Linked DNA regions of Homo sapiens: region 2 is linked to region 1. A link is an interaction called in ENCODE POLR2A ChIA-PET data of the cell type or tissue named here. Cell type or tissue: A673. All regions are shown on one strand.

Region 1 (2,500 bases):
CAAATTCTAACTTTCAGCCTTGGTTTTCTCATATATAAAATTGGGGTAACATCTATAGGGTTGTTGTCAGAGTTTCATTACCATGTCTACAAAGCACAGAGTAACTTACTACATTTTAATCCCTTCACTATTTCTCCTCCTCAGTTTTGGCAATGGTAACACCTTTGTTAGTTACCTCGCCTCAAAAGTCAGTTTTCTTTTATTGTTCCCTCTTCTTCCTCTCCAGCAGCTCACCAAAACCAGGCATCAGTGTTTCAATGTCTTGACTCTGTCACTTTTACATTACCACTGCTATAAAGTCAAGGTTCTCATCAACTAATGCTTAGGTTACATTTTGCTAACATGTCTGTCTTTGCTCTCTTCTCATTTCAATCCTTCCAATACCCTGGTTAAAATTATCCTCCTAATTCAGAGTAATCTTCCATCCCCACAGTCATGTTCAAAAAGCTGTAATTTCTCACAAATGCCTACCACATATCTTACTTGCTCAGTCTACAATCAAGGCCTTCCATAATCCCTCATTCTAACCCCATACCATCCTTATACTCTTCATATACCCTATACTCCAGGGAAATAGAATTATACCATTCACCAAATATATTTTGTGCTTTCTAGCACAAACTAAGGCATTTTCATGCCTTAGTTCACACCATTCTTTCCTCCTAAAAGATACTCTCCTCTTACCCTCATTTATCTGTCCAACCTTCATACACTGATCTTTAAAACCTAGAGTAAACCCCTGGGTGTACAGGTCTACTGAAGGCCTCCTGTGGGTTTGAGAACTGTTTCATGCTATAAGGAAAATGATGTGAGTAAATTCTTCACGTTTTTTTCTTTAAACTGGGAAGATGATCCACAGTTGTCCATGAGATTCTCAAGAGGGATGAGTACCCAAACACTGCCTTCCAAGAAGCCTCTAAAATGCCTCTAGCTGGAAAGGAGTATTCTTTCCTATGAACTCCCCAAGCACCCAGCGTTTCCCTACCTTAGCACCTAACTCATTTTACCTTATATTGTATTTATTTGCTTAGAAGCTTTCTACTCCTATCGGACTTTAAGAATATTGTAAAAATGCCCTGTGGCCCATCACGGTTAATAGCCAAGTGCTTTACACACAGTAGACAACTATATGAAAGAAAATGGAACTATGAATTGGTGCGCCTCACTGTTCCTAAGATTTGGGTTTGGACCTGATGACAGCTAAGGTGGTCATTCCTTTCCAAAACTATGGTTCTACAATTGTTTTTCTTGGACTTACATTATGTCATTTCAGAGTCTTTTGTCCTTTAATATACATTCTCAGAGATCTGTAACTATGGAAATAGCCTTTTAAAAAAAAGAGCTGTGTTTATACATTTCCCCCAAATTACAATGTCACAGAAAGGCCACTAAATTGAGGCTAAAATATACTTTGATAATATATTTTTCCCCAATTAGTTTTATGATCTTCGGCTAATCAATGTCTAAGGGAGTTACTTTTTTCAAACTTAGCTGCTAAATGATTTCCAAGACCCTATGTATTTCTATAAATTGATGTGGTTTATAATACATGACATGACAGTAAGAATGTATTTTAAACAGCAATAAATTTAGTAGGATTTTCCCTTGTAACTCATATAAAGATACAGTTTCTGACTTAAAAAAATCAAGATCCTTATCTTCTTTTTTGAGGGCACCTAATGAACCTCTATGTCAGAGATGAGCTCAGTGAAGGTCTAATACTTTCAAATACCAAGTCATTTTTATTACCACCTTGAAACTTACATACTTTGAATATTTATATTTACACTGTAGTTATTTATTCACTTACTGTCGCTTAGATTTGTATTCTCTAATCTTGTCCACAAAGAGTTTCTGTATAGGATCAAGTTCCTTATTAAATGCCACTGCTGTAACACCAATGTTCCTCCGCAAATGGACTGAGACGGCTGACCGAATGACAGAGGAGAACCTGAAGAGCCTCTGAAGAATCATGCTGATTCTGTTACAGAAAACAAGCAGCAGAAACGTTAATATACTTATTATAAATCACCTCTAAATATATCATGAGAATCAAATTCTACTAATTGCTACAGAATTACATCATATCAGATCTCAGTCTATACCTGACCACAGTTCCCTTCTCCTCCTTATTCCCCATTGCAAGTTTTTTAGGTCTTAACCAAAAGGCTCTGGGATAATGGAACAGTTAGAAACTCAGGCCTGAAGCTTCATCAGGGTTAGAGCACAAAATGTGAGGTGAGGTATTTCTTCCCCCTTGAACTTAGTCATGGATCAGAGAAAACAGTAGAGGTAGACTGTTGCAACACTGTCCGCTCCTAACAGGAAAAGTACACTGGCCCCCAAACTAATGTACAAGGTTTCCCATACCTCAGCCGGGCATGACAACCTGAAAATGTGTACTTCACAGGCCCACAGAGGGAGAAACTGCTCTGCCTGTTACAAATGGATTCCAGCCATTTAAGAATACTGTAACAACTAAATCAAAGTCCAGAAGAAC
Region 2 (2,500 bases), 180 kb before region 1:
GAGGACAGAACCAAGGGAGATGGTGCTAAACCATTCATGAGAACTCTACCCCATGATCCAATCACCTCCCACCAGGCCCTACCTCCAAGGGGATTATATTTCAATATGAGATTTGGGTAGCGACATATATCCAAACTATATAAAGATATGCCAAATATACCAAACACTGTATTTATTAACATTCATAGACCCTTAATTTGTTGAGTCAAAATTGCACCCCTGTTTAGGTCATCTTTGAATATATACACTTGCTATTCTTCTGTTGGCCTCCTGTTTCCTAGCAAAGTTAATTTAATTCAGAATTTATTGATTAACTACCTTGCACCTAACACTAAATACTATGCTAAGTATTATGAGGAATAGTAATTTAGTAAATAAAACATGAATCCAGTTCTTGAACATGTTACATTTATGTTAGCAAGATAAAAACAAACACTGATAATGCAGCTCAATAAGAAAATCAAATGATATAGTATGAAATGCAACAGTTAATAATAGAGAAATCTGGGCCAGATGCAGTGATTTATGCCTGTAATTCCAGCACTTTAGGTGGCTGAGGTAGGAGGCTCACTTGAGGCCACGAGTTCAAGACCAGCCTGGGCAGCATAATAAAACCCTGTCTCTACAAAGAATAAAAATTTAAAAAAAAATTGGTTGGGCATGGTGGCACATGCTTGTAGTCCTAGCTACATGTGAGGCTGAGATGGGAGGATCACTTAAGGCTAGGAATGTGATGTTTCAGCGAGCTATGATTGTGCCACTGCACTCATCCTGGGTGACAGAGAGAGACCCTGTCTCTAAAATAATAATAAAGAAATCTGACCATCAGTGCCATAAGAGTTTGGACAAAAAGTTTAGACTATGAAAGCTGGATAAGTCAGGGAAGATTTTTTTAGAAGAATAAATATATAGAACTCCAACAAAGAGCTGTGTTCAAAATACAGGATAGAAATCAGCATGACTAAAGTTTTGTTCTCTGATGATATCAAAGATATTGGTCACTTCTACAAAAAAAAAAAAAGAATTTTAACTACACATTCCTTTGAGGCTTGAAGAAAACGTGGGAAACTGAGATATTCCTTTTGTGTTTATCTACCTGAAAGCATTTTGTTATTTCAGAGATAACTGAGCCTGGAACTTATATAGATGCATACGTTTTCTGTAAAATAGAATAATGTCAAGTGACCTCTTGGGTATGTTTGTATTAGTTTCGTAATGCATTTGTTTACACGAATGATAATCTTGAAGCTCAAGGTTAGCTCATTTCCACAGTTTACTGCCCCTATTCATGCTACTCCCTTGGATTCACTTTGTCCCACACCCTAAACCTAGCACCGGGATAAGTTTAAAATTATATTCAACAGAATTAACATTAGAATGCTGTTCTTAAAACAGACCTGGAGATGCAAAAAAGGATTTAAAAGGCCATTGGGATAGCTGAATAATTTAAAAATAAAGCTTGGTAAAAAGAAAACTGAAATTATTGTATTTATTACAAAAAGCATACACACCTGTAGAAATCATAGATGAGGCCCCTACAGAGACTGGTGAGATGCTTCTGAGCAAGGACCCATGAGGGTTGCAATTGCCCAGAGGTATAGAGGATACCATTCTGAGGTCTCCAAAGATGGTCCTCACCCCTGTATGTTTCCCCTATAAATACTTTTAAAAACCTGAAAAAAATGAAAAAGAAGAATACAAAAAGAAAGCCAAAAACCACTTTCATAGTCAGAGAGTGTTGTGGACTGAATTGTACCTCCCCTCACCTAATTCATATGTTGAAGCCCTGACCCCCAATATGATTGTATTTGGAGACAGGGCTTTTAGAATTAAGGTTAAAATGAGGTCAGAAGGATGGTGTTCTAATCCAATAGGACTGGTGCCCTCATAGGAGGAGGAAGAGAGAGATCTCTCTCTCTAAATGCACACACTGAGGAAATTCCACATGAGCCCATAATGAGAAGGTGGCCATCTGCAAGTCAGGAAGAAAGCATTTCCTAGGCATCTAACCAGCTGGCACTTTGGTCTTAGACTTCCCATACTCCAGAACTATGAGAAGTAAATTTCTGTCTTTTAACCACTCAGTCTATCATATTTTGTTATGGAAACCCTAACGGGTTAATACAGGTTTTGATGCCAAGAAATGGAATGCTGCTATAACAAATACCTAAAAATGTTGAAGCAGCTTTGGAATTGAGTAGTGTGTAGGGGCTAGAAGAGTGTTAAGGTCCATGCTAGAAATACAGACATTAAAAGCAATTTCTGGTGAGGTTTCATACGGAAATAGAGAGTTGGAAAGAAAGCTTCGATCTTCTCAGTGAAAAGGTAAATACACATAAAGAGAACGTTGGCAGAAATATAGATGTTAACAGATATTCTGGTGAGGTCTCAAATGAAAATGGGGAACATTTTATTGGAAACTGAAGAAAAAGTTACCCTTGTTACATAGTGGCAAGGAACTTGGCTGAATTGTGCTCATGTTCTAGTGTTTTGTGGAAGA

Evidence for each region. Peaks named below come from ENCODE experiments on the same cell type or tissue, not always from the same donor. Only the 100,000 strongest peaks of a DNase experiment are listed, where the experiment ranks them.
Region 2: POLR2A ChIA-PET joins it to region 1 with 5 read pairs; 4 of 35 experiments call an interaction of 5 or more read pairs at or near these places.

What each region holds. Positions count from the first base shown.
Region 1 is chr21:25,727,821-25,730,320 of GRCh38, forward strand. ATP5PF (ATP synthase peripheral stalk subunit F6) reads right to left here. Exons shown (of 4, transcript NM_001003703.2): 2 at 1,811-1,981. The coding sequence starts at 1,974. Among named protein-coding and RNA genes, the nearest start is that of ATP5PF, 5.8 kb to the right of the region's middle. In A673, no CTCF peak of the experiment used is centred here; no DNase peak of the experiment used is centred here; H3K27ac peaks cover 428 bases.
Region 2 is chr21:25,551,824-25,554,323 of GRCh38, forward strand. No RefSeq gene overlaps it. Among named protein-coding and RNA genes, the nearest start is that of MIR155HG, 9.1 kb to the right of the region's middle. In A673, no CTCF peak of the experiment used is centred here; no DNase peak of the experiment used is centred here.